Linked DNA regions of Homo sapiens: region 2 is linked to region 1. The links are chromatin loops, found by intact Hi-C in ENCODE. Cell type or tissue: heart left ventricle. All regions are shown on one strand. Each heading gives the region's core, and the rest is flanking DNA. Links, peaks and the distances in the headings are about the cores only.

The links. A loop is a pair of places that touch in the nucleus more often than their neighbours do. Peaks named below come from ENCODE experiments on the same cell type or tissue, not always from the same donor. Only the 100,000 strongest peaks of a DNase experiment are listed, where the experiment ranks them.
Region 2: it touches region 1 in a loop (2.9-fold over the local background); 2 of 110 quality-filtered maps call a loop at or near these places.

The regions. Positions count from the first base shown.
Region 1 is chr20:47,482,341-47,497,697 of GRCh38, reverse strand. It overlaps the pseudogene RNU6-497P and the pseudogene RNU6-563P. Among named protein-coding and RNA genes, the nearest start is that of NCOA3, 12 kb to the left of the region's middle. RefSeq lists silencers at 9,724-9,783, 9,804-9,853 and enhancers at 10,064-10,113, 10,144-10,473, 11,074-11,143. In heart left ventricle, for the core only: no CTCF peak of the experiment used is centred there; a DNase peak (open chromatin) is centred at 8,098; H3K27ac peaks cover 593 bases.
Region 2 is chr20:47,567,327-47,582,683 of GRCh38, reverse strand. All of the region lies in intron 1 of NCOA3 (nuclear receptor coactivator 3), which reads right to left. Among named protein-coding and RNA genes, the nearest start is that of NCOA3, 73 kb to the right of the region's middle. In heart left ventricle, for the core only: a CTCF peak has its summit at 5,900; no DNase peak of the experiment used is centred there; H3K4me3 peaks cover 402 bases; H3K27ac peaks cover 1,972 bases.

The sequences.
Region 1 (15,357 bases), core at 6,706-9,205:
TCATTCTTTCCTGCTGTTTGCACAGGCCACTCCTACATCGAAAGGTAGGCTTTATTTCCTCTTCCTTGAACTGGAGTTGACTCTGTAACTGTTTGACCAATGGAAATAGTGGAAGTGATGTCATGGGACTTTCAAGTCTAGGCTTTAAGATGATTGGGGTGGCTCATGCCTGTAATCCCAGCACTTTGGGAGGCTGAGGCAGGTGGATCACCTGAGGTCAGGAGTTCGAGACCAGCCTGGCCAACATGGTGAAACCGCGTCTCTACTAAAAGTACAAAAATTAGCCAGGCGCCGTGGCACATGCCTGTAAACCCAGCTACTCTGGAGGCTGAGGAAGGAGAATCGCTTGAACCTGGGAGGCGGAGGTTGCAGTGAGCCAAGATTGTGCCACTGCACTCCAGCCCAGGCGACAGAGTGAGATTCTGTCTCAATAAAATAAAATAAAATAAAATAAAATAAAATAAAGATGATTGGCAGCTTACACTTTCTTCCTCATGGAACCCAGCTGCCAGATTATGGGAAGCCTAAGCCACATGGAGAGGCTACATGAAGTAAAAACTGAAGCACTCCACTTGGCAGCCCCAGCTGAGATTCCAGGCAAGAGCCTGCAGTAACTGTCAGCCATGCAAATGAGCCTTCTCATACATTTCAGTCCTTAGAGGCCCCAGGTGACTATAGTGTTGACCAGAACATTGTGAAAAAAAAGTTATAAAAAAGGAAAATAGGTAGTTTTTAAAAATAAAAATAAATGGCCAGGCGCAGTGGCTCATGCCTGTAATCCCAGCACTTTGGGAGGCCAAGGCAGGTGGATCATTTGAGGTCAGGAGTTCGCGACCAGCCTGACCAACATGGTGAAACCCTGTCTCTACTAAAAATACAAAATTAGCTGGGTATGGTAGCACACACCTGTAATCCCAGCTACTCGGGAGGCTGAGGCAGGAGAATCGCTTGAACCCAGGAGGCAGAGCTTGCAGTGAGCCAAGATCGCGCCATTGCATTCCAGCCTGGGCAACAGAGCGAGACTCAGTCTCAAAAAAAAAAAAAAAAGAAAAAAAACTAAATCATAATTAAATAATTTTTTAAAAAAAAGAACTGGAACAGAAGAACCATCCCACCAAACCTAATCAACCAAGAGAATCATGGGAGATAATAAAGATGTTGTTCTTTCAGCCACTAATCTTTACAGTGATTTACTATGCAGCAATGGATTATTGAAATACTATGTAAGTGTGAAGTTTTGTTGAACTGTGGCTGAGAACTTTTAATAGGTAGGAAGAATAATTTCAAATTCTGAAATTATTCCTCAATAAAATTGGCTTGACCTAGGGGACCCAAAGGCACAAATTCTCTGAGGATACGATTAGAAGGTCAACTAGAACAAGCCCTCCAAAAATGAAGAGATCCTGCCTACAAATATTTCTGAGTGCATGAAGCCTCTACTTACATGCTGCCCTGTGAACTTCCTCAAGGGCAGCTGTGCCAGTTAGGATTCTTGGGTTGCAAGCAACAGCAATAGACTTTGAAATGTAGCAAAATGATATCCAGGAACTCAAAGAATCAATGGGAAGTCTGGAGGGCCAGGTCGGAAATGTCAGAAACAAAGGGAAGAAAAGAAGAAAAGTAAAAGTGAATAAATAAAAAAAGAAAAAAAGATTTAAATAAAGAAAAAGAAAGCAAGGGAAGAGAAGATACTTGAAGATACTTGAACATCTTTTTCTTTTTCCTTTTTTTTTTTTTTTGGAGATGGAGTTTTGTTCTTGTGGTCCAGGCTGGAGTGCAATTGCACAATCATGGCTCACAGCAACCTCCGCCTCCCAGGTTCAAGCAATTCTCCTGCCTCACCTCCCAAGTAGCTGGGATTACAGGCATGTGCCACCACACCTGGCTAATTTTTGTTAATAGAGACAGGATTTTACCACTTTGGCCAGGCTGGTCTTGAACTCCTGACCTCAGGTGATCCACCTGCCTTGGCCTCCCAAAGTGCTGGGATTACAGGTGTAAGCCACTGCGCCTGGCCATACTTGAACATCTTATCTGAGACCAGCAGTAGATCTAGAAAAGACCACTCATTTTATCCTGTCCTCTCATTACCCTATTCCAAGATTCAAATTCCGAAGAGTAATCTGTTCAATTGATCTAGCTTGGGTCACATGTTTTATATGAAAGGAACTCCAGACCGGTAACAATGGTAACTAGCCTGCTTGCAACTTGCTCTCAAATGATTTAGGGAGAAAAAATGCACACACACAGGGAGAGAGAGTACAGATGAGCAAATATGGCAAAATGTGATCAATTAGTACGTTTAGGTTTAGGGTACACAGGTTTGTTTGGGGTTTTTTTGTTTGTTTGTTTTCAGGTGAAGTCTCACACTGTCATCTAGGCTGGGGTGCAGTGGCGCGATCTCTGCTCACTGCAACCTCTGCCCCCCAGATTTAAGCGATTCTCCTGCCTCAGCCTCCCGAGTAGTTGGGATTACAGGCACCTGCCACCAGGCCCAGCTAATTTTTTGTATTTTTAGTAGAGACAGGGTTTCACTATGTTGGCCATGCTGGTCTTGAACTCCTGACCTTGTGATCCACCCGCCTCGGCCTCCCAAAGTGCTGGGATTACAGACATGAGCCACCTTGCCCGGCCTTTGTTTTTATTTTTTGAGATGGAATCTCACTCTGTCACCCAGGCTGGAGTGTAATGGCACAATCTCGGCTCACTGCAACCTCTGCCTCCTGGGTTCAAGCGATTCTCTTGCCTCAGCCTCCTGAGTAGTTGGGATTACAGGCGTGCACCACCACGCCAGGCAAATTTTGTTTTTAGTAGAAATGGGGTTTCACCATGTTGGCCAGGCTGGTCTTAAAATCCGCCCGCCTCAGCCTCTGAAAGTGCCGGGATTACAAAAGTGAGACACCGTGCCCGACTGATTTTTTTTTTTTTTTTTTTTTTTTGAGACAGGGTTTCACTCTGCTACCCAGGCTGTAGTGCAGTGGCATGCTCACGGCTCACTGCAGCCTGGACCTTTTGGGCTCAAGTCATTTTCGTGCCTCAGTTTCTGTCCCTACTGCTATCTCCCACATTCTTCCCTCTTTCATTGTGTGAGATATAGCCAGATACCCTAATGGTTAAGAGTGTGGACTTTCCAGGAGTTCAAGACCAGCCTGGGCAACAAGGTGAGACCCCTGTCTCTACAAAATTAGAAAAATTATGGCCAGGCGCAGTGGCTCTGCCTGTAATCCCAGCACTTTGGGAGGGCCAGGTGGGCAGATGACTTGATCTCAGGAGTTTGAGACCAGCCTGGGCAACATGGCAAAACCCTGCCTATACCAAAAAAAAAAAAAAATTAGCCAAGTGTGGTGGCATGCGCCTGTAGCCTCCCAGCTACTCAAGAAGCTGAGGTGGGAGGATCACCTGAGCCAAGGAGGTTAAGGCTGCAGTGAGCCAAGATCGTGGGGCTCACGGTCTCAAAAATAAACAAATACATACAAACATACATAAATTAGCCAAGTATGATGGCATGCACCTTTAGTCCCAGCTACTGGGAGGCTGAGGCAGGAGGCTCACTAGAGCCAGGGAAGTCAAGGTGATTACACTCCACCCTGGAGTCCAAAAAGAGAAAAAAGAAAATGTGGGCTTTGACACTCACTGCCTAACCTGCTAAGCTGGTTCTGCTACTTACAAAGCTGTGTGATAGTGGCTGGTTATTTGAACTTTCTGTGCCTCCATTTCCTAAAGTGAGAACACTGATAATGATAATAATAGCAACAACAATAATGCTTATGTCATAGGGTATTATCAGGATTAAATAGAACAGCATAGTGAAAGCTCTAAACACAGTGTCAAGCACAGAGCACTCAAATGTTAATAATGATAATGTATGGCAGTTCCAAACTTGCTTCGTAGGGGTTAATATCCAAGGGTTAGTAACAATGTTCTCCTCCCTCACCCCACACCATATTTTGCTTCATGATAGTAATTACAGTGTGAAATTTCCCTGCAAGTGAAAATAGATTCCTTGGGTAGAAGCCTAAACCCTGCACATGCCTAAAACTCTGTTACGAAATACCTAATCTGAAAATGAGCTGGCACAGCCCCAAGCTCCACCCCCAGGCTGTACTCTGAACCACTTTTCTCCCTGGGAAGGACACACAACTGAGGGGGAAAGAGAGAGCAGAAGAGAGAGATCAAAAAATGCAATTTAGGGTAAACAAGTACTTGACTTCTTGTTTTGCTTAAAAGAGGGGAAAAACACCCCTGAGAAGAATCATATTTAAGACAAATTTTTGGAGATAAAGAGCAGCCTGAGCTTTACAACCCAGAGTTGCCTTATTCATGCCTCTTCCTTTAAACTCAAATCAGGGTTTGGTGACCTGTGATTTTTGTGCCAGAGATGACACATGCGCCTGTTGGAATTGGCACCTGGCCTGGCTGCAACAGACTTGTCCTGCTCCACAACCTGCAAATGACTCCACAGCTGGAAGAATTTGAAGCCCAGCTCATTTTTGTTTTGCTTTTCCTTTCTAGACTTACATATTAAACATATTTGCCTTGGAAGAAAAAATCATTTGCTATCAAATGCTTTAAAAGTACCCACTGTAAGAGGGCTAAAATAAAAATAAGGACTATGCTCATGTTGGCAGCACATACACTAAAACTGAAACAATACAGAGAAGATTAGTGTGGTCCCTGCACAAGGATGACATGCAAATTCTGTGAAGCATTCCAGTTTTGGGGTTTTTTTTGGTTTTTGTTTGTTTGTTTGTTTGTTTTTGAGACAGAGTTTCGCTCTTGTTGCCCAGGCTGGAGTGCAATGGCACAATCTCGGCTCACTGCAACCTCTGCCTCCCGGGTTCGAGCCATTCTCCTGCCTCAGCCTCCCAAGTAGCTGGGATTACAGGTGCCCACCACCAGGCCCAGCTAATTTTTTGTATTTTTAATGGAGATGGGATTTCGCCGTGTTGGCCAGGCTGGTCTTGAAATCCTGACCTCAGGTTATCCGCCTGCCTCAGCCTCCCAAAGTGCTGGGATTACAGGCGTGAGCCACCGTGCCTGACCCCAGTTTTTTGTTTTGTTTTGTTTTGTTTTTTAAGTGTTAACCACAATGTAGAGAAATTGAACCATTTGTACACTGTTGGTGGGACTGTAAAATGGTACTCCATTTCGCAAAATTGGTGGGCAGTTCTCCAAAGTGTTAAACAAAGAATTGCCATATGACCCATCAATTATACCCCTAAGTATATACCCAAGTGAATTGAAAACATATGTCCATGCAAAATCTTGTACAGTAACATCCTTAACAGGTTTGCCATGTAATTGATTGATAATAGCCACAGGGTTTTAACTTTTATGTTTTTAAAGCTAGAATCTTAACTTACCTTATACATTCACCCCTGGCATAGAACTGTTTGCATGCCCCAACATCTCTACTCCTTCCATGTTCCTACTCTGTAAGTACTAAATCACTGGAAGAGGGTTTATCCTCTCAAATAAGCTTACTGCCATCACTTTAAAACTCATTTTCTTTTTTTTTTTTTTTTTGACAGTTTTGCTCTTGTCGCGCAGGGTGGCGTGCCATGGCATGGTCTTGGCTCACTGCAACCTCTGTCTCCCAGGTTCAAGCAATTCTCCTGCCTCAGCCTCCTAAGCAGCTGGAATTACAGGCACCCACCACCATGTCCGGCTAATTTTTGTATTTTTAGTAGAGACGGGGTTCCACCATGTTATCTAGGCTGGTCTTGAACTCCTGATCTCAGGTGATCTGCCCGCCTCAGCCTCCCTAGGTGCTGAGATCACAGGCATGAGCCACCACACCTGGTCCCCAAATTCATTTTTTAAAAAAGGAAGTGTTTTACTCCAGGGCTGGAGTCAGCCAACCTTTATATGATGGGATACCAAGAGTCAGCCAAACTATATATGTTGGAATATCATGTAGTCAATGAAACATTATGAAGCTGTTTAACACTCAGCAGTTAAAAAAGATCTCCCAGATACTTCACTTTTAAAAAAAGTTGTGGATACATTGTAGGTGTATATATCAATGGAGTACATAGGATGTTTTGTTACAGTTTTGCAATGTGAAATAAGCACATCACAGAGAATGGGGTTCAGACACTTTTAAGTTAAAAAAAAAAGGTAAAGCAGTATGTATAATAGGCCTTTTTTTGTGTTACAAATATGTATATATATAGGCCAGACGTGGTGGCTCACGCCTGTAATCCCAGCACTTTGGGAGGCCAAGGTGGGCGGATCACCTGAGGCCAGGAGTTCGAGACCAGCCTGACCAATATGATGAAACCCCATCTTTACTAAAAAAATACAAAAATTAGCCGGCCATCTTAAAAAAAAAAAAAAAACCTACAAAAATTAGCCGGGCATGGCGGCGTGCACCTGTAATCCCAGCCACTCTGGAGGCTAAGGCAGGAAAATTGCTTAAACCCAGGAGGCAGATGTTGCAGTGAGCTGAGATCGCACCATTGCACTCCAGCCTGGGCAACAAGAGTGAAACTCCATCTCAAAAAAAGAGAAAGAAATACAAGTGTCAATACTGAATCACAATGTGAAATATGTTTGTTGCTGTTCTGCGATTCAGCCAAAGGCTTGAAGACACTGAGCTAGGAGGATGAATTTTTGGCCCCCACATTCTTTTTCATGACCTCAAACATATGGGCCAGGCTTGGTATATAGATCTGAGATCCCAATTCCTCTTAAGGGTAAAGTCAAGAGAGAAGTACTGCCAGTGGAAAGGCCATGGCTTCTGAGGTGGCCTTTTTGAGGAACTGACTTAACCCTTGCCTTTTTCTAGAGACAGATAAATGTGAGGTGTTGCCATTCTTCAGCAAATATTTTCCCAGCTTGGCTTAGGAGCTATTCTTACATTTTCTCTTTTTTTTTTTTTTTTTTTTGAGACGGAGTTTTGCTCTTGTTGTCCAGGCTGGAGTGCAATGACATGATCTCGGCTCACCACAACCTCTGCCTCCCGGGTTCAAGCGATTCTCCCGCCTCAGCCTCCCGAGTAACTGGGATTACAGGCGTCCACCACCACGCCTGGCTAATTTTGTATTTTTAGTAGAGACAGGGTTTCTCCATGTTGGTCAGGCTGGGCTCGAACTCCCGATCTCAGGTGATCCACCCGCCTCAGCCTCCCAAAGTGCTGGGATTACAGGAGTGAACCACCACTCCGGGCCCATTTTCTTTTTCTTTTTCTTTTTTTTTTTTTGAGACAGAGTCTTGCTCTGTCACCTAGGTTGGAGTGCAGTGTTACGAGATCTCAGCTCACCGTAACCTCCATCTCCCAGGTTAAGTGATTCTCATGCCTCAGCCTCCCGAGTAGCTGGGATTAAAGGCGTGTGCCAGCATACATGGCTAATTTTTGTTTCACCATGTTTGCCAGGCTGGTATGGAACTCCTGACCTCAGGTGATCTGCCTGCCTCAGCCTCCCAAAATGCTGGGATTACAAGCATGAGCCACTGTACCCAGACAATATTTTCTTTCCTTTCCTCCTCTCTTCCTCTTTCCTTTCTTTTTTCCTCCTTCCTTTTATTTTATTTTATTTTTTTTTTTTTTGAGACAGAGTCTCGCTCTGTCACCCAGGCTGGAGTACAATGGTGCAATCTTGGCTCACTACAACCTCCACCTCCTGGGCTCAAGCGATTCTCCTGCCTCAGCCTCCCGAGTAACTGGGATTACAGGCACATGCCACCACACCCAGCTAATTTTTGTATTTTTAGTAGAGACGGGGTTTCACCATGTTGCCCAGGCTGGTCTTGAACTCCTGACCTCAGGTGATCCACCCGCCTCGGCCTCCCAAAGTACTGGGATTACAGGCGTGAGCCACCGCACCCTGCCCTTATTTTTTATTTTATTAGAGACAAGGTCTCGCTCTGTCACCCACGCTGGAGTACAGTGGTACAGTCATAGCTCACCGCAGCTCAAACTATTCCACTGCTTCTCAGGCTCCTGAGTAGCTGAGACTACAGGCGCATACCACCACACCCAGCTAATTTTTAAAATTTTTTTGTAGAGACAAGGTCTCACTATGTTGCTCAGGCTGGTCTTGAACTCTTGGCCTCAAGTGATCCTTCCGCCTTGGCCTCCCAAACTGCTGCTTGCACTTTGATTACAGGCGTCAGCCACTGCGCCCAGCCTCTTCATTTATTTTTAACTTCTACAAAGGAAATGCGATGTAAGTCCCTCAGCCACCCACTTCCTCTTCCAGAGGAGCCACCATTGCCAATTTCTTAGGTATTATTTAAGAGATGCATTTACAAATAAACACACACACACACACACACGTATTTATATATATTCTTTTTTTTTTTTTTCTGAGATGGAGTCTCCCTCTGTCACGCAGGCTGGAGTGCAGTGGCGTGATCTCTGCTCACTGTAACCTCCACCTCCCGGGTTCAAGCAATTCTCCTGACTCAACCTCCCAAGTAGCTGGGATTACAGGCGTGCACCACCACGCCCAGCTAATTTTTTTAATTTTCAGTAGAGCCGGGGTTTCACCATGTTGGCCAGGCTGGTCTTGAACTCCTAACCTCAAGTGATCCGCCTGCCTTGGCCTCCCAAAGTGTTGGGATTACAGGCGTGAGCCACCGCATCTGGTCTATATATATATACATTTTTGTAACACAAAATAAGGCCTATTATACACACTGCTTTATCTCTTTTTTTTTTTTTAACTTAAAGTATCTGGACCCCATTCTCCATGATGTGCTTATTTCACATTGCATGCCTGTAACAAGACATCCTGTATACCCCATTGATATATACACCTACAATGTATCCACAACTTCTTTTAAAAGTAAAGTATCTGGGAGATCTTTTTTAACTGTTGAATGTTAAGCAGCTTCATAATGTTTCACTGGCTACATGGTATCCCATCATATAGAGTTTCGGGGGCATTTAAAGGTTGGCTGACTCCAGCCCTGGAATAAAACACTTCCTTTTTTAAAAAATGAATTCGGGGACCAGGTGCGGTGGCTCACACCTGTAATCCCAGAACTTAGGGAGGCCGAGGCGGGCGGATCACCTGAGGTCAAGAGTTCGAGACCAGCCTGGCCAACATGGTGGAACCCCGTATCTACTAAAAATATAAAAATTAGCCAGGCGTGGTGGCGGGTGCCTGTAATTCCAGCTGCTTAGGAGGCTGAGGCAGGAGAATTGCTTGAACCCAGGAGGCAGAGGTTGCAGTGAGCCAAGACCGTGCCATTGCACTCCAGCCTGGGCAACAAGAACAGTGAAACTCCGTCTCAAAAAAAAAAAAAAAAAAGTAAAGAAAAGAAATAGTGTTTTAAAGTGATGACAGTAAGCTTATTTGAGAGGACAAACCCTCTATCAATGATTTAGTACTTACAGAGTAGGAACATGGAAGGAGTAGCCATGTTGGGGCATGCAAACAGTATCTATGCCAGAGGTGAATGTATAAGGCAAGTTAAGATTCTAGCTTTAAAAAAAATAAAAATTTGCCAGGCGTGGTGGCTTACGCCTGTAATCCCAGCACTTTGTGAGGCCGAGGTGGGCGGATCACCTGAGGTCAGGAGTTCAAGACCAGCCTGACCAACATGGAGAAAACCCGTCTCTACTAAAAATACAAAATTAGCCAGGGTGGTGGTGCATGCCTGTAATCCCAGCTACTCGGGAGGCTGAGGCAGGAGAATCACTTGAACCTGGGAGGCAGAGGTTGCAGTGAGCCGAGATCGCGCCATTGCACACCAGCCTGGGCAAAAAGAGCAAAACTCCATCTCAAAAAAAAAAATATTTTAAACCTTCTGGCTATTATCAATCAACTACATTGCAAACCTGTTAAGGATGTTACTGTACATGTCAGTCATGATGTCTGCCCCACTTACCCACAGACCCTTCTAAAGACAGAGCAGAAGTCACCTTCTTTGGTACCATGTGACTGGCAACTTCTGCTCACACCACAGCTGATTGTGTCAGACATGGGCATCAGCCCCAGGGGCAGCCAATGCATGGGCAGGGCAAGTGATTTATGAGATAGCTGGACCCAGAATATCTGGCCCAACAGGAACCAGGTTGACCTGTGAGATTGCCACCTGGGATGCATTTAAATTAGAAACTCCAGAGTAAATCAACTTGTTAAGAAAAGGATTTGAAGCTGAAGGTATAAAAGATATATGAGACAGGAGGGAGTAGGGTGGGAAATGAAAGAACAGAAACTGAATATTCAGAGCTAGGGGGTAGAGAAAAGAAACTAAAAAAAGCGCAAAGGTGGTCAGTTTCCAGCAATACAGCAGATTAGATAGCCTGAAACACTCAACCCCACCCGCAAAAACATCTGGAAATTCTGAGTAAAAGATAACAAGTACTCTTTTAAATGAATCACAGGGTTCACAGGAAAGAAAGGGAAATCCCCCATGTCAAAAAACAAAAATGGAACTGAAACCCAACCGGTAGTGTGAACTGATAGATACTATGCCAGAGGAGGAGGTGTCACGGGTCTCAGAAAGCAAAGACCTCCTAATGCAATGCAAATACAAGGGCAGGAAATCAGGCCTTGGGGCTCATGTAATCCAAAATTACAATATAGAAATCATCCTCCTGGAGCTAGGAGTCAACCCAGCAAGCAAAGGCGTACTTTCAGATAATAGCATGTTTGCACAAAAACCATCGAAAGATGAGCTAATAATTATTAAAGACACAAAAGAAGGTACCAAAATATGCAAACAGAATAATATCATAAAAAACAAAAAAAAACAAAAAACAAGCAGGTTTGATAAAGAACCTGGCTCAGGCCTGTAATCCCAGCACTTTGGGAGGCCGAGGTGGGCAGATCACGAGGTCAGGAGATCAAGACCATCCTGGTTAACACGGTGAAACCCCCGTCTCCACTAAAAATACAAAAAAATTAGCTGGGCATGGTAGCAGGCACCTGTAGTTCCAGCTACTCGGGAGGCTGAGGCAGGAGAATGGCGTGAACCCCAGAAGCGGAGCTTGCAGTGAGCCGAGATCGCGCCACGGCACTCCAGCCAAGGGACAGAGCGAGACTCCATCTCAAAATAAATGAATAAATACATAAATAAAATAAAAACTAATTTCTGGCCGGGCACGGTGGCTCACGCCTGTAATCCTAGCACTTTGGGAGGCCGAGGCAGGTGGATTGCCTGAGCTCAGGAGTTCGAGACCAGCCTGGGCAACAACGGTGAAACCCCGTCTCTACTAAAATACAAAAAATTAGCCAGGCGTGGCAGCATGCGCCTGTAGTCCCAGCTACTCAGGAGGCTGAGGCAGGAGAATTGCTTGAACCCGGGAAGCAGAGGTTACAGTGAGCCGAGATCACACCACTGCACTCCAGCCTGGGCAACAGAGTGAGACTCCGTCTCTAAAAAAAAAAAACTAATTTCTTTCTCTTTTTTTCTTATTTATTATTACTTTTTTTTTTCTAGAGACATGGTCTTACTCTGTAGCCTAGTCTGGAGTGCAGTGGTGCAATCATAGTTCACTGCAACCTCAAATTCTTGGGTTCAAGGGACCCTCCAGCCTCAGCCTCTTGAGTAGCTGGGACTATAGGCATGTGTCACCATGCCTGGCTCAGGACTCATTTATTGAATGACACTGTATACCAGACCTGTCCCAAGCACATGCCAATGCAGTTCCTATTATGAAAGCTTACAGTCCAGACTTGACAAATTCCCAAATGACTACCCTGGAAAATTTCAACCCCCATACTGGGCCTCAGTTTCTACGTTTGTGAAATGAGCAATTTAAACTCAATGTTTCCCCTAGTGTAGATGAGATTATTTTTGGTAAAATATTCGGGCACCATTAAAAAGCACTGTGGAAAGGAATCTCTCTTTCATTTTTTTTTTAAGTAGAGATGGGGGGGTCTCACGATGTTGCCCAGGCTGGTCTCAAACTCCTGGCCTCAAGTGATCCTCCCATCCCAGCCTCCCAAAGTGCTGGGATTAGAGCCGTGAGCTACCACACCCAGCCAGTCACCCCTTTTCCTTTCTTTCTTTTCTCTTCTTTCTTTCTTTCTTTTTCTTTCTGTCTTTCTCTCTCTCTCTCTCTCTCTTTCTTTCTTTCTTCTTTCTTTTTTTTTCGAGATGGAGTTTGGCTCCCATTGCCCAGGCTGGAGTGCAATGGTGCAATCTTGGCTCACTGCAACCTCTGCCTCCTGGGTTCAAGCGACACTCCTGCCTCAGCCTCCCGAGTAGCTGGGATTACAGGCACCACCACCACCCCTGGCTAATTTTTTTGTATTTTTAGTAGAGATGGGGTTTCACCATGTTGGCCAGGCTGGTCTCGAACTCCTGACCTCAGGTGATCCACCCATCTCAGCCTCCCAAAGTGCTGGGATTACAGGCTTGAGCCACCACGCCCGGCCTCAGTCACCCCTTTTTCAATCCTCTTCTAATTCTACCTCTAGTAGGAAGTCTCAGTGTGGTACAATCTCCTTTTCTGTTTTTGATTTTTTTGAGTCAGGGTCTTACTCTCTTGCCCAGGCTGGAGTGCAGTGGCACAATCGTGGCTCACTGCAGCCTCGACCTCCTAGGTTCAAGTGATCTTCCCACCTCAGCCTCCCAAGTAGCTGAGACCCCAGGCAGGTGCCATTATGCCCTGCTAATTTTTTTTTTTTTTTTGTAGAGACAAGGGTCTCCCTATGTTGCCCAGGCTCATCTCAAACTCCTGACCTCAAAATATTCTCCCACCTCAGCCTCCCAAAGTGCTGGGATTACAGGCATGAGCCACCACCCCCAGCCCAATCTCCTTTATGACAAAGGACAAGCAGATCTGGACCCTAAAGCCTGTACAGGCAACAGTCTCTAGCCAGCATGTAATCACATTGTGTTGTTTCACTGTCTTTATTTTTACTTCTAGCTCCCATTTATGGCAAGAGGTATAGGTTTTCTGCTTATGTATTGACATAAGGTTTCCTTTTGAAATAATATTTATATAGCTAAAAATAAGTGAACCGATGCAAGAAAAATGTTAAGTAAATAATATAGATGGTACAGATATAAAAATGCTAAATAATATAGACGATATGGCAAAAATCATAAAGATAGAACAGGAACAACTCCAGTTAGGCAAACACAGATCTATTTCACTCGGCCCATTTTGCAGGCATGAAACCTAAGGCCCAGAGCAGGTAATAGAATCTCGCTGACTCCGACATAGCAAGGAAATTGCAGAGGATGGCTGATTCAGAATTCATTAGACAGTCATGAACTTCAGGAGGTTCCAAGCCAGCAAGCAGGTCTGCCGGTCAGGTATGCAGATCCTGAATCCACAAGTGATTGTATTGCACCTTCCTTTCCACTTCGTCCCTGCTGGACAAGATTCATTCATTCAACAAATATTTATGCTCCCTGCTGCAGTACATATACTAAAATTGGAATAACACAAAGATTAGCATGGCCCCTGTGCAAGGATGACATGCAAATTCATGAAGTGTTTCATATTAAAAAAAAAAACAAAACAAAAAAAACAGTCCAGGCACAGTGGCTCATCCCTATAATCCCAGCAATTTGGGAGGCCAAGGCAGAAGGATCATTTGAGCCCAGAAGTTCGAGACCAGCCTGGGCAACATGGTGAAACCGCATTTCTACAAAAAATGCAAAAATTAGCTGGGAGGCCGGGTGCAGTGGCTCATGCCTGTAATCCCAGCACTTTGGGAGGCTGCGGCAGGCAGATCACCTGAGGTCAGGAGTTCGAGACCAGCCTGGCCAACATGGTGAAACCCCATCTCTACTAAAAGTACAAAAATTAGCTGGTCATGGTGGTGCGTGCCTGTAGTCCCAGTTACTCTTGAGGCTGAGGCACGAGAATCGCTTGAACCCAAGAGGTAGAGGTTGCAGTGAGCTGAGATCGCGCCACTGCACTCCAGCCTGAGAGACAGAGCAACAGACTCGGTCTCAAAAAAAAAAATTAGCTGGGTATGGTGGCACATGCCTGTAGTCCTGGCTACTTGGGAGGCTGAGGCCGGAGGAGCACTTCAGCCCAGGAGTTCCAGGCTGCAGTGAGCCATGATAGCACCACTGCACTCCAGCCTGGGAGACAGAACAAGATCCTATCTTAAAAAAAAAAAATACATATATATATATATATATATATATATATATATATATATATATGTATGTATACAAAAATTAGCCAGACTTGGTGGCGGGTGCCTATAATCCCAGCTACTGGGGAGGCTGAGGCAGGAGAATCACTTGAACCAGGGGACGGAGGTTGCAGTGAGCCGAGATTGCGCCACTGCACTCCAGGTTGAGCGACAGAGCGAGACTCTGTCTCAGAAAAAACAAAAACCAAAAAATCCCAGAGAAATATTTGTTGACATCCTGCCGTTTACCAGGCACTGTGCTAATTCTTAGGCATGTAATGGTGAGACACAAACAGCAACAGTCTCTCTTCTCAGGACTTTGTAATCCAGCGGGGACGGGGACAAAACATCAGTTAACACATACACAAAAGCAAGATAATTACAGATTGTAATCAGTGCTACAAAAAAAAAAAAAAAAAAAACAGCTTGTGACAGGCACAGAATAACCACAGAACTACTTATTTAACTAGTTAGTCTTGATGGTATTTATTTGTTAATTTACTTTGACCAGGTATAATGTGGTTCAAAATCCAAAAGGTACAAAAGATTTCTGGTAAAAATCTTTCTTCCACTCTTCCCTAGACACCCAGCATCTTTCCCTAGAGACAACAAGAGTTAACTGTTTCTTGTGTATGCTTTCAGAAGTAGTTGAATCATGTACAAGCAAAGGGCTATATATCTCCTGAATGGTAACATAGAGGCCAGGTGCAGTGGCTTATGCTTGTAATCCCAGTATTTGGGAGGCTGAGGTGGGAGTCATTGGAAGCTAGAAGTTTGAGACTGGCCTGGACAACATAGCAAGACCTTGTCTCTACAAAATTTTTAGGCCAGGTGCAGTGGCTCACGCCTGTAAACCCAGCAATTTGGGATGCTGAGGCAGGTGGATTACCTGAAGTCAGGAGTTCAAGACCAGTCTGGCCAATATGGCGAGACCCCATCTCTACTAAAAATACAAAAATTAGCTGGTGTGGTGGCACGTGCCTGTAATCCCAGCTACTTGGGAGGCTGAGGCATGAGAATCGCTTGAACCCGGGAGGCAGAGGTTGCAGTGAGCCAAGATTGCACCACTGCACTCCAGCCTGGGCGACAGAGAGAGACTCTGTTTCAAAAAAATAGAAATAAAAATGAAAAATAAAAATAGAAAAATTAGCCAGGCATGATAGTGCATGCCTGTAATCCCAGCTACTTGGGAAGCTGAGGCAGGAGAATCGCTAGAACCCAGGAGGCAGAGGTTGCGGTGAGCTGAGATCACGCCACTGCTCTCCAGCCTGGGCAACAGAGTAAGACTCCATCTCAA
Region 2 (15,357 bases), core at 4,860-7,359, 87 kb before region 1:
TGAAAAGTCAAGCATAGGGCCAGGCGCAGTGGCTCATGCCTATAATCCCAGAACTTTGAAAGGCTGAGGTAGGAGGACCGCTTGAGGCCAGGAGTTCAAGATCAGCCTGAGCAACATAGCAAGACACCATCTCCACACACAAAAAAATAAAAATTAAAAAACAAAAGTCAGGGCCAGGCGCAGTGGCTCATGCCTCGAATCCCAGCACTTTGGGAGGCCGAGGTGGGTGGATCACATGAGGTCAGGAGTTTGAGACCAGCCTGGTCAACATGGTGAAACCCCATATCTACTAAAAATACAAAAAATTAGTTTGGTGTGATGGCATGCGCCTGTAGTCCAGCTACTCAGGAGGCTGAGGCAGGAGAATCACCTGAATTAGGGAAGCAGAGGTTACAGTGACCCAAGACCATGCCATTGCGCTCTAGCCTGGGCAACAAAAGCAAAACTCCATCTCAAAAATAAGTAAATTAATTAATTAATTAATTAAAATAAAAGTCAGGCATAGCATATATAATATGTACTCTGTCACAGTTTGTAAAAATGGATAATGCAAAGTGGAGGTGGTGGAGACCAGTTCTGAATCTTGAAAAGTGATCAAAACAGATGGGTACTCTGAACTTGTGGGGGTATTCATTTGTCCAAAATCAGTGCTCAACAGAGAATAAAGACAACATTAATACCCTGGCAGAATCAAATGCTTAAATGCCCTAGTCCAAAAATTATCAGATGAGGGAGGGATGGATAAAGCCAACAAGCAAAGGCCAGAGGAAAGGCTCAGATGTTTTCTTGCCTTCTATAAAAGGATGCATTTTGACCACCAAAACAAAATATTAGCAAGGAAATGAGAGACCGTTCTTCAAAATAATCTACAATAAAACACATGAACATATAAACAGCAGGCTTTTGCACTTGAAGAAATGGCGTGCAGGTTCTGCTGCAATAAATAAGTGAACCAGTAAGAACATTCACTTTACCTTATGAATTTCCAAATTTAACAATAAAGCAACAATATGATTGCCACTAATTCCAATGGTATCGAACCAAGATAACAACCATAATTACGCCCTAAAGTTAATAGCTTTCATGCTGGAATTGGTAGATCTGTTGGTATGGGGGAAAGGAAAAATGATATATTCACAAGTTACAAGTAACAAACATATTATAGCCATGGACATTCCACGTAGTGTAGTCTGCAGACAGTATATAGGGAGAGCCAACCACAATCTAGCTGCATTATGGAAAGGTCTGTTGTGTTTCTGAAACTAAAATTAGAGGGGAGAAAATCAGTGAGCAGGGAATGGGAGGCACATTACATGTGGCTCACAACAAAGGAAAAAGAAAACTCTAGGTAGTGCCGGGTGACTATCCCTTATGCAAAATGCTTAGAAGCATAAGTGTCTCGAATTTTTTTCAGATTTCTTAAATATTTGCATATGCATACTGAGATATCTAGGGGAAGAAACCCAAGTCCAAACATAAAATTCATTTATGTTACTTATACACACAGCCTGAAGGTAATTTTATATAATATTTTTAATAATTTTGTGCACCAAAGTTGTAGCTTTTTTCTTTTTCTTTTTGAGACAGGATCTCACTCTGTGCCCAGACTGGCTGGAGTGTGGTGGTATGGTCATGGCTCACCTCAGCCTCGACCTCCGAGGCTCAAACAATACTCCCACATCAACTACCCAAGGAGCTGGGACTACAGGCACACACCATCATACCCAGCTAATTTTTATATTTTTTGTAGAGACAGGGTTTCACCATGTTGCCCAGGCTGGCCTTGAACTCCTGAGCTCAAGTGATCTGTCTGCCTCGGCCTCCCAAAGTGTTGGGATTACAGGTGTGAGCCACCATACCGGACCGAATGTTATGTTTTTTAACTTGAATTTTTATGCTATCCAATTTAATTCGTGTAAGATGAACGGAGAAAAGGTAGGCAGAACTTCTGTAAAGAACCTCTAAGATCTTCTGGCCCTGTTTTAAATCAGGTTTGACTTCTAAAATGGTTCTCTTATGTTTTTTCCTTTATTAGGAAAGACGAAGGAGGGTCATGGGGTGGGGTTAGCACCTAAGGAACAAAAGAGGTGGGATAAGGAAAGGATTTTTTGGGGGGATGGGGGTGGGGGATGGAGTTTCACTCTGTTGCACAGGCTAGAGTGCAGTGGGGCATGATCTCGGCTCATTGCAACCTCTGCCTCCCGGGTTAAAGCGATTCTCCTGCCTCAGCCTCCCGAGTAGCTGGGATTACAGGTGCATGCCACCATGCCCAGCTAATTTTTGTAGAGACAGGGTTTCACTACATTGGCCAGGCTGGTATCGAACTCTTGACCTCAAGAAATCTGCCCACCTCGGCCTCCCAAAGTGCTGGGATTACAGGCATGAGCCACCGTGCCCGGCCAGGAAAGGAATTTGAGTCAGAAAGTATCTAGTAGCATAATGGACCTAGGAAACAATTACTGCTGCCTCGTGTAGAAGGTGGTGAGAGGGCCTAGATTAATACTCCAGTGTTATAGTGCTGGTCTTCGTACTTCTCAAAGGAATGCTGACCCTGCCAATCTGCACCCTTGGACCCAAATGTTAACTGCTGGACCCCCAGGTGGAAGATCATGTAAAGTCAGCATGCCCAGATGAACAAAGAATGCAACCATGGGTGGAATCTAAATGATCAAACTGAGGAACAGCGAATGAATAAGAGCAGACACCACATGGCAGGACAGAAGATGCAACCAAATCAAGCCTTGACATCATCCCATGGCAGGATCCACTCAGATCACACCTCATTACTCTCCAAATATAAAACCTGCACCCAAACTCTAGTTCAGAGAGGCAGATTTGAGCCCAACTCCTGTCTCCTTACACAGCAGCCTTGCAATAAACTTTTCTTCCTACAAAAACTTGGTGCTTAGTGTTCAGCTTTCCATTGCATACACAGAAAAATAGACCCAGTTCAGTTCAGTAACACAAAGACAAGCCAGGTACAAAATTCTCCCCTCCAAGGAAGTGTATAATTAAACCAGAGAGATTCGCAAATAGTCACAGAACAATGATTGGCTTGCCTACCAGGAACCTGGAAAGGAGTACTACTATATACCAGGATCCTGTAAGTATAGAACTGTTAGTAAATTTGCTGGTGAGTTAAACTTGTCTGGAAAAAAGATTCTGCAAAGGCAACAATCCTAGCAGATTTCTTAGGACAGTATTTTTTTTCTTTATCAAAAACAAGATTATCCCTTTTCACAATTCAGATTTTCATCAATCACACATACAAAAACCAAATCATACTGACATAAAACTAAATGTGAGAAGTTCCAGAAACATTAGACATCTGAGAAGGTAACAGGGACATTAAATTTTCTAGTAGAATTAATGGTTTACTGATGACATCTACATTACCAAAACCTGCATCACCAGGCCAGGCATGGCAGCGCACACCTGTAACGCCAGCTACTCAGGAGGCTGAGGCAGGAAGATTGCTTGAGCTCAGGAATCTGAGTCCATCTTGGACAACATGGCCCCTGTTTTAGTTTTAGGTTTTTATTTTAAGCCTTCATCACCAGAGACCTAAAAGGACGTGAGGGGAAATCAAACATCAAATTAAGCCTTGTTAATAGCTAGTCTGAGAAGATATGCCTCAAAGCCAGAACAAAGAATAAAATTGGGGAGAGGAGTTGATACACAGGAAAATCCAAACTATATAATATATAATGCTTGGAAACACCAACAGGGCAAAAAGCAGCCACTGAATATTATAAACATGTTTTTCTTTTACTGTTGAACATGAAAAGGGGCAAGGATTCTACAATTAATCATATTAAACCCATTGTTCTTTCCAAGCTCCCACTGGCACTGCTCCCAGGATCTCCTTCCTCACTTCCCTAAAATCACAGAAAAGGGGAGCCACTGTCACTGGGAAAAGCTAGCTGTTGCTCAATAATCTTCAAAGTACTACAGAGTAGACTGGGTCACCAAATGAATTTCAGGTTAAAGGCTGCAAAATATTAGTGTTAAATTTAACGTCAAAATCCAACACTTTTGCAGTTGGGATTATTTATCAAGTGATAAGTATCTTTGATCAAAACTCTAACCACAGGTTTCACTTGCAACAATCAACTACAGCTAATCTGTAGCTATAATGAAAGGAGAAGACCAAATGCAAGTTGAAAATCATATGAACATTTCAAGTTATATAAAATGGGGCTGGGTGCAGTGGCTCATGCCTGTAATCCTAGCATTTTGGGAGGCCGAGGTGGGCAGATCACCTGAGGTCAGGAGTTCGAGACCAGCCTGGCCAACATGGCTAAACCCCATCTCTACTAAAAATACAAAAAGTAGCTGGGTGTGGTGGTGGGCGCCTGTAGTTCCAGCTACTCGGGAGGCCGAGGCAGGAGAATCGCTTGAACCCCGTAGGCAGAGGTTGCAGTGAGCTGAGATCGCGCCACTGCACTCCAGCCTGGGCAACAGAGCAAGACTCTGTCTTAAAAAATAATAATAATAAAGTTATATAAAATGGTACCACTTTTTTTGAGCTATATAAACTTAACTCAGTTTAAGAATTTTTTTTTCCCATTACTTAGTCCATTATTGTATGTTCAATTAAGTAAAAATGTATTTGCTTCCCAGGAGAACATTGGTAAGACATTTATAACAATCTTTTTTAAATGCTATAATCTTCTTGATAAGGGAGTGGGGGACAAGGAATTATTTCAAATTACAGCATATGCATGTCTAGTAAAATAAAGACAGGTATTACCACATATCTTGTGATATATACTAGAAAGAATCAAGCTGACTTATAATGTATTCTACATATTTAATAAATTAAACATTTAGTTCTATACGGAATCAGCCTGAAAATTCATAATAACGCAGTGAAAACAGACGCCTTGGCTTCTGAAAACCTAGATTTTGTAAAGTCCTGCTTCTTGAAATGATCTTGTGTTAGATTTTAATTCGATTTCAATTAAATGCTTGCTGTGTATCTATTAGAATCAGGCACTGCACTGGCACTTGGAAATAAGCAAATCACAGTTGCTGCCATCAATTAATTAGGAAAAGGGAAGCAGGTATAAACAGACCTAAAGTTCCTAAAATGAAAGCTATGTTCATTCAGTAAGCATCTGCTAAGCATCCATGTGCCACATTGTGCTAGACACCATGGATAAAAGGAAGAATTAAAAAGACCAGAGTCCCATGAGAGTATAAGGAAAGAATAGAGAAAAACTACCCTGCCTTTTTCATGGGGTTGTTAACTGTTCAACACTATTTACATGTGAAAGCAAGACAAATCCAAAACCATTTATCTCAGCCAAAGGGGGAGGCATTAATTGTACAATTTCTGCAATTATGTCCAGAGTTGTCATAACCAAAATGCCATTTGAGTTTCTTCATAATAAAGGCAAAAGACAAAAAACCTTCTATGAAATGGCCATTTGTGTAAAAATTACATAGGGATACAGGAAACATAAATGGGGTAAAGGTAGCTAAAACTTAAAACTTATTTTTAATTCAAGACATCCAGGAAATTATGCCATACATTTTTGCTTATACAACGATACTATCCACTGATGAACAATGGAACTAAACTAGCCTAAATTTTTTTAAATTAGCTTTAGATTAAGGAGAAAACTTAAAAATCTGGTTGGCAGATTAGTATAAAAGGCCTGATATCTTTGGCTGAGTTGAATATTAGCTCTTATCCAATGGTTACCAAAACAGGCATTCAAGCAAGCCGCTTGCTTGCGCTTGTTCTGCCTCTCTCTCCCTGCCACTTTGGAAAAACTGCATGCAGTGCTGCAGGATCACACAAAATAAATACAGGAAAGAGGGTGGGAGAGTTGGGTGGGGAAGTGAGCAAAGCTCTGGGCTCCACCAGTGGAAGGCGTTCCACAAGAATTGCTACAGGGTCAAAAGTTTACAGTGGTTTCAATTTCACCTTTTAGCAGCCAATCAGGAAACACAGGCTGCATGCTGACCCCTCGGGCTGCAAATGAACATTAACTCATTGGCTACCAGGATTGCACATTTTCCTTTTCTTATAAGGCTTTCCCTTCTTTTTATTTTTTTTAAGGACAGGGGAGTGGAGAAGGCAAAGAACACAATAAGTTCAAGGTGACAATTTTATTCAAGACAATATATTTTAAACAGGTGTTTGAGGGGAGAAATGATCGAGTAATTATCTTCTTTCTTCTTGAAATCTGAGTTTCTTTAGCCTGTAGTATCTAACAAACCAATTATTAATGCTAGTATCAAGACAAAGAATAAATTTAGGCAGGTAAAGGAGATGGATTTTCCTCCATGAGGTTGCAATTCTATGAACAATTTATAGGATGGTAAAAAGATAATACTGGTTGTGTATCCAGTAAATGCTTTAAAAGTAACTCAGATAATAAAGACATCTAACTGAAGGATTTGCCTATACCCCAATTTTTTTATTTGCATAGTTTCCCTACCCTCTCCTCAAACCATTACTATACACAGGTAATGTTCCTCTATCCTTTTCATAATGTGGATCCACAGAAATGCAGGCAGAGCTCTTAGCTAAGGTTTAAATTTTTCTTTTCTTATATTTCAGTACCTGGGAGTAACTGTACAATAAACTCAGGAGTGAACCATTTGGCAGTAGGTACAACTGCTCCCTAACTAATTTATGTAAATTTCTTCAAATGCAGAAACCAATAAACTAATCCATTAAATAATATTTTCAACATTCTATATTTAACATTGAGCAAGTCTAAAATGAAAACCTCTACTACATACACCTTAACTGGACTACATTTAAAAACTAGATGCCTTTGAAGCACCACAGGATAAAAGTGAAATCGCTGTATTAACTGCTCTACTATTAAAATGATTAGTCAAATCCTAAATGAACACACTGTAAATTTGTAGTTAGCAATATTTCTCTCTTTGACACAATAGGTAGTTGAATTTTAACAGACTCATTGACTTAAATTTACCTTTACGTTTAGAATACCCTGTAGGCACCACCATTGCCTAAGAAAACGATTTCATGTAGGATATTAGCTCTTATCCAAACCAGCAAAGTAAGATACCAGTTATTTCTGAAAACGTGAAAGTAAGCAAATATACAGAAGTGTGTGACTTAATATAACTGCTGAAGGGTTCCAAAATAACTTCAGTGTTTAAAGTTTATATAGCAATATAATGTCAGTTAAGATAGTAAATAAACTCGATGCTGATAGTTTTTTCTTAATTCGACATTAAAAGAAGTAATTTTCTAGTAACAATTCCCAAGCCTTCATGATTTAAGTTTATGCATATTTGGCAATAAAAAGTCTACTTTAAAATAGACCTAGTTGTTTTTTCAACATGGTTTGCAAAAGCTTTACATATACGTATATATAGATATATAATAAATTAGGGGTCTTCTGTATATCTTCTTTTTACAAAATGGCCTCATTTTGAAACAAAATGGATGCGATAAAATTTTACATCAAGTCAGCATGTTAGCAAGAAGCTTTTTTGTGTGTTCTGAATTTGATTAATACAAGCCAAGGTCACTTCCTGAAAGATGCCTAGCACTGCAGCTGCAGGCAAACTAGGCTCTAGCATAAGGCTGGGGGAAGGGAATGGGTGATGGCATTATTATTAACCCTCAGATAGGATTCCATCTCCAGCAGCAGCTATTGGGGGAAGTGGGGAGGTTGGGGAAGATCCCAGAGTTCCTAAGTATATTAAGATTAAAATATTTCCATTCCTTAATACTTAAAAATAGAAATGTAATTACATATATAATGCTGATGTCAAAATTATATCAGATATCCTCACTGCTACAATGTACAAGAACATTTTACATAATACTATGCAAATCATTTAATGCCAGACATTGTGTTGAATGCTGAGTTTACGCTAAAGCATTCAGTTTACACTGAAATAAACTCAACATTCAACACAATGCTAAGCATGACCTGTACTTGCTATGCAAAGCGTATACAAAGGAAGATACAGGCCCTTGAAGAAAACAGAATCAGATTCAAATTTCAAAAACCAAGGGTGGCCTAAAAGTTAATTAAGGTAGAAACTTAAAACACAAAAGCCTATTTTGGAAAATATTTGATAAAGTTTTGTTCTGAAATTCAATTTAAATTTTCATTTTACATAAAATTTTAAATTTTCATTTCACCAACATTAATACAAATATTACTATGCCTCTGTGCTAAAAAAAAAAAAAATCAAAATATACATAGTAGCAACTAGAAAAAACCACCTCCCTGAATAATTAATAATGTATTAAGTAGTTACAATGCATGCTAGGAAACCATAGTAATTACTCTGTTGTACTCTGAGGTTCTTTACACATTTCAATTCATTGATAAAATACCAGGTATAGTCAGGAAATCTACACGTTCCTTGTAATTTTATATATGTAATCTTAGAAAAATTAAATTAATTTTGTGTGCCTTTTTCCTATGCACCAAATGGGGGTTATACTTTAACCATGATATTCCACAGAGACAGAGCAGCAGCAAGGCACTGCTGTATTTTTAGCGGTTGTATGACGAACGCAAAACGTGGCCTTTTTATCTTGTCTATATGTTCAAAAGTGTTTTCTATTTTCTACACAACTTAATAGCATAATTTTGTCACTCTGTTGTGCTCCCCACCCTTTTTCTGAAGTTTGATTCAGTAATTTCAACAAAAAAACTGAACAAATGGTGTTAGATCTCAAGTTCAAACAAACTGACCCCTTGAATTTTTGGAGGTCAATGACTGGCAGGAAAAGGGTTGTTATTTAATGGCCACGGAGCATTCTGTATGTGCAAAGGACTTCTTAAATCATTTTAGGAAAAGGAAGGCAACCAAGTAAAAACATACTGTGAGAAGTCCCTGAATTCAGAGAACCTAATCCCTAGGTGTGGCTAAGAAAGGCACTTCAAAAAGATCCCATCACGTGCCTTTGAAATAGGACAAACCTGAAAGACAAAGGGTAAAATTAAATTAGTTTTTCATACTCCCTCTCCCCAAGACACCTGTGGGGCAGTGAAGAGGAATGAATTTTTCCTCAATTTTTCCTGGCCCTACAGGCATACCTCATTTTATTGTGCTTTACAGATATTGCGCTTTTTACAAATTGAGGTTTGTGGCAGCCCTGCTTCAGGTAAGTCTACTGGTGCCAATTTTCCAACAGCATTTGCTCACTTTGTATGCCTCCCTTACATTTTGGTGATGCTCCTATTATCTCAAGAAGCTTTTTCATTATTATTTTATCTCTTATGGTGATGTGTAATCAGTGTTTTTTTGTTTGTTTGTTTGTTTTTTGGAGACAATAGTCTTGCCCTGTCACCCAGGCTGGAATGCAGTGGCAGGATCTCAGCTCTCGGCTCACTGCAACCTCCGCCTCCCGGGTTCAAGCAATTCTCCTGCCTCAGCCTACTGAGTAGCTGGGGTTATAGGCGCCTGCCAGCAGACCTGGCTAATTTTTGTAGTAGAGACAGGGTTTCACCATGTTGGTCAGGCTGGTCTTGAATTCCTGATCTCAGGTGATCTACCCACCTCAGCCTCCTAAAGTGCTAGGATTACAGGTGTGAACCACCATGCCCAGCCTGCGATCAGTGTTCTTCAATGTTACTATTGTTAATTGTTTTGGGGCACCATGCACTGTGCTCATATAAGATGGTAAACTTAATCAGTAAATGCTGTGTATATTCTCACTGCTCCAATAGCTATTCCCCATCTCTCTCCCTTCTCTTCAGGCCTCCTTATTCCCTGAGACACAGCAATATTGAAATAAGTCCAAATAATAACCCTATAGTGGTCTCTAAGTGTTCAAGTAAGTAAAAGGAAGAAATGCACATCTCTCACTTTAAGTCAAAAGCTAGAAATGGGCCAGGCATGGTGGCGCACCCCTGTAATTCCAGCACTTTGGGAGGCTGAGCCGGGCAGATGACTTGAAGTCAGGAGCCCAAGAGCAGCCTGACAAACATGGTGAAACCCCATCTCTACCAAAAATATAAAAATTTGCTGGGTCTGGTGGCGCACACCTACAATCCCAGCTACTTGGTGGGCTAAGGCAGGAGAATCACTTGAACCCGGGAGGTGGAAGTCGCAGTGAGCTGAGATTGTTCCACTGCACTCCAGCCTGGGCAACAGAGTGAGACTGTCTCATAAAAAAAAAAGGCAGGTGGGGGGGGCTAGAAATGATTAAGCTTAGTGAGGAAGGCATGTCAAAAAGCTGAGGCTGAAAGCTAGGACTCTTGCACCAAACAGCCAAGTTGTGAATGCGAAGAGACAAGTACTGTTTTTTTTTCTTTTACTAGATACTGGGTCTCGTTCATATGGCCCAGACTGGGGTGCAGTGGTGCAATCACATCTCACTGCAGCCTTGAACTGCTGGCTGTTCAAGCGATCCCCCTACCTCAGCCTCAGAGAAAGTTATTAAAAGGAAATTAAAAGTGCTACTCCAATAAACACAGGAATAACAAGAAAGTGAAACAGCCTTATTGCTGGTAAGAAGAATGTTTTCATGGACTGGAAAGATCAAACCAACCACAATATTCCATAAGCCAAAGCAAGACCATAACTCTCTTCAATTCTATGAGGGCTGAGACAGTTGAGGAAGCTGAAGAAAAGTTAGAAGAGGTTGCTTCATGAGGTTTAAGGAAAGAACCCATCTACATAACATAAAAATGAAAGGGCCAGGTGTAGTGGCTCACACCTGCAATCCCAACACTTTGGGAGGCCAAGGCAGGCAGATCACTTGAGTCCAGGAATTAGAGACCAGCCTGGGCAACATGGTGAAACCCTGTCTCCATAAAGAACAAAAAAATTAGTCGAGCATGGTGGCATGTGCCTGTAGTCCCAGCTACTCAGGAGGCTGAGGTGGAAGGGATTGCTTGAGCCTGGAGGCAGAGGTTGCATTAAGCTGAGATTGCACCACAGCACTGCAGCCTGCAGACTGCAGCCTGGGTGACAGAGGCAGACCCTGTCTCAAAAAAAAAGAAAAAAAGAATTACACTGAATCTATTCTGCCTGTGCATTATAAATGGAACAATAAAGCCTGAATGACATCTGTTTACAGCATGATTTACTGAATATTTTAGGTCCACTGTTGAGACCTACTGCTCACCAAAAAAAAATTCAAAATATTACTGCTGGCAGGTGGATTGCTTGAGGCCAGGAGTTCGAGACCAGCCTGGGCAACATAGTGAAACCTCATCTCTAATAAAAACACAAAAATTAGCCGGGTGTGGTGGTGTGTGCCAGTAGTCCCAGCTACTCTGGAGGCTGAAGCACAAGAATCGCTTGAACACAGGAGGTGAAGGTTGCAGTGAGCCAAGATCACGCAACTGCACTCCAGCCTGGGCAACAGAGCGAGAATCTGTCTCAAAAAAAAAAAAAAAGAAAGAAAAGAAAATTAGCCGGGCACGGTGGCTCATACCTGTAATCCCCGTACTTTGGGAGGCTGAAGTGAGTGGATCACCTGAGGTCAGGAGTTCTAGACCTGCCTAGCCAACATGGTGAAACCCTGTCTCTACTAAAAATACAAAAATTAGCCAGGCGTGGTGGCACACACCTGTAATCCCAGCTACTTGGGAGACTGAGGTAGGAGAATTGCTTGAACCTGGGAGGCAGAGGTTGCAGTGAGCTGAGATCATGCCACCGCACTCCAACCTGGATGACAGAGCAAGACTCTGTATGGGAAAAAAAAAATGTATATACACACACACACACACACATATATGTATATACTTGTGTGTGTGTGTGTGTGTGTGTGTGTGTGTATATATATTACTGCTCATTAACGGTGCACGTGGTCACCCAAGAGCTCTGATAGCAAGGTACAAAGAGATTAATGTTGTTTTCACGCCCATTAACACAACATCTGTTCTGCATCCCATGGATTATGGAGCAATTTTAACTTTCAAGTATTACTATTTAAGACATATTTCATAAAGTTACAGCTGCCATAGATAATGATTTCTGTGATGGATATGGGCAAAGTGAATCTTTCTGGTAAAGATTTACCATTCTAGATGCCATTAAGAACATTTCTGATTCACGGGAGGAGGTCAAAATATCAACACAAATAGGAGTCTGAAAGACGTTGATTCCAACTCTAATGGATGACTTTGAAGGGTTCAGGATTTCAGTGGAGGAAGTAACTGGAAGTGTGGTGGAAATAGGAAAAGACATGGAATCTGAAGATGTGACTGAATTACTGTAACCTCACGATGAAACTTCAACAGATGAGGAGTTTGAGGAGTTGCTCCCTGCTTTTTTGGAGACAGGGTCTTACTCTGTTACCTAGGCTGAAATGCAGTGGCGTACCACAGCTCACTGAGGCCTCAACCACCCACGCTCAAGCAATCCTCCTGCCTCAGCTTCCTGAGGAGCTGGGACTACAGGCATGTGCCACCACACCTGGCTAATTTTTGTATTTTTTGTAGAGATGGGGTTTCACCATGTTGCCCAGGCTAGTCTCAAAGTCCTGGGCTCAAGCAATCCGCCTGCTGGGATTACAGGTGTGAGCCACCACACCCAGCCTTAAGGAGTTGCTTCTTATAGATGACCAAATAAAGTGGTTTCATGAGATGGCATCTACCCCAGTGAAGATTCTGTGAACATTGTCGAAATCATAAAAAAAGACTTAGAATATCACATAAACATAGTTCTTAAAGGAGCCGCAGGGTTTTTTTTTTGTTGTTTTTTTTGAGACGGAGTCTCACTCTGTCAACCAGGCTGGAGCGCAGTGGCGTGATCTCAGCTCACTGCAACCTCTGCCTCCCGGGTTCGTGCCATTCTCCTGCCTCAGCCTCCCGAGTAGCTGGGACTACAGGCACCCGCCGCCACGTCCAGCTAATTTTTTGTATTTTTAGTAGAGACGGGGTTTCACCGTGTTAGCCAGGATGGTCTTGATCTCCTGACCTTGTGATCCGCCCTCCTCGGCCTCCCAAAGTGCTGAGATTACAGGCGTGAGCCACTGCGCCCAGCCATGAGCAGCAGGGTTTTGAGAGGATTGACTTTTGTTGTTGCTGTTGTTGAGACAGGGTCTCTCCGTCACCCAGGCTGGAGTGCAGTGGCACAATCTCAGCTCGCTACAACCTCCGCCTCCCGAGTTCAAGCAATTCTTGTGCCTCAGCCTCCCAAGTAGCTGGGATTACAGGCGCCTCCACCATGTCTGGCTCATTTTTGTATTTTTAATAGAGACAGGCAGGGTTTCACCATGTTAGCCAGGCTGGTCTCAAATTCCTGACCTCAGGTGATTCACCCACCTCAGCCTCCCCAAGTGCTGGGATTACAGGCATGAGCCACCGCATCCAGCCTTTAAAAAAACAAAATTATTTATTTTTTATTGGGGGACGGTATGGGGTGGGGAGATAGGGTCTGGCTCTGTTGCCCAGGCTGGAGTGCAGAGGCACAATCTTGGCTCACTGCAACATCTGCCTCCCAGGCCCAAGCAGTCCTCCCACCTCAGCCTCCCGAGTAGCTGGGACTACAGGCGCATGCCACCATGCCCAGCTAATTTTTGTAATATTTTATAGAGATGGGGTCTTGCTATGTTGCCCAGCTTGGTCTCAAACTCGTGGGCTCAAGTGATCCTGGTCTTGAACTCCTGGGCTCAAGTGATCCTCCTGCCTCAGCATGAGAGGCTGTGGCAGAAGAACTGCTTGAACCCGGAAGGCAGAGGTTATAGTTAGCTGTGATCACACCCTGCACTCCAGCCTGGGCAACAGAGCAAAACTCTGCCTCAAAAAAAAAAAAAACTGTTTTAATTTGTCCCAGCCACCCCAGCCTTCATTAACCACCACCCTGATCAGTCAGCATCCATCAATACTGAGGCAAGACCTTCACCCAGCAAGATTTACAGCTTACTAAATGTTAAGATGATCAATCAGCATTTTTTAGCAATAATTTTTTTTTTTTTGAGACAGAGTCTGGCTCTGTCACCGAAGCTGGAGTGTGGTGGCACAATATTGGCTCACTGCAGCTTCTGCCTCCCAGGTTCAAGTGATCCTCCCACCTCAGCCTCCCAAATGGCTGGGATTACCGGCACACACCACCACCACGCCTGGTTAATTCTTACATCGTTTTGGTAGAGATGGAATCTTGCCATGTTGCCCACGCTGGTCTCATGGAGCTAAAGGGATCCACCTGCCTTAGCTTCCCCAAGTGCTGGGATGGAGCTACCCACCAGGCCACAATAAAGTATTTTTTTAATTAAGGTATATACATTGTTTCTTTAGACATAATGCTACTGCACACTTAACAGAATGGAGTGTAAACATAACTTTTTATCTACTGGGAAACCAAAAAATTAGTGACTCATTTTATCACAATATTCATTTTATCACAATGGTCTGAGGTATGCCTGTATTTTTTTTTCTTCTACCATGTGAACTATTCCAAAGATAACAGAAAAAAAGTACAGACTTACAGTAGCTGCCTAGCTTCTTGCCACGGTCTGGCACAACGGAAGTGCCATCATTCCTCCCTGGTTTTATTCAAGTACCCAATGCATTCCTCACTTGTCAAGGAAAGTAAACTCAACTGGAGCCACAGCAGCTTGTTGCCTGGTCTTCTTCCAGGACCAATGCAGCTTCTGTGCCAAAAATAGAACTTGAAAGGAAATACTGACTATAAAACAAAAGCAAACAAAATAGTGGCCTGTATGTCTTCTTGCTCTGCCAGAGTTGTTTTTAACAAAAGACTTAAAAGCCACCAGGTATGGTGGCTCATGACTGTAATCCCAATCCTTTGTGAGGCTGGAGGAACACTTGAGGACAGGAGTTCAAGACCAGCCTGGGCAACACAGAAAGACCCCATCTCTACAAAAAGAAAGTAAAATAATTGGCCTGGCACGGTGGCTCACACCTGTAATCCCAGCACTTTGGGAGGCCAAGGTGGGTGGATCACCTGAGGTCAGGAGTTGGAGACCAGCCTGGCCAACATGGTGAAACCCCGTCTCTACTAAAAATACAAAATATTGGCCGGGCACGGTAGCATGTACCTGTAATCCCAGCTACTTGTGAGGCTGAGGCAAGAGAATCACTTGAACCCAGGAGGCAGAGGTTGCAGTGAGCCAAGATCATGCCACTGCACTCCAGTCTGGGCAACAACAATGAAACTCAGTCTCAAAAAAGAAAGAAAAGAATTAGCCAGGTGTGATGACATGAACCTTTACTCCCAACTACTTGGGAGGTTGAGGTGAGAGGATCACTTGAGCCCAGGAGTTCGAGGTTGAGTGAGCTGTGATTGCACCACTGCACTGCACTCTAGCCTGGGCCAATAGTATAACATCCTAGCTCTTTAAAAAAAAAAAAGAAAGAAAGAAAAGTACTCAAATATTTTATGTTACATCAAACAAAACAAAGTACAACCGAGTGCAGTGGCTCA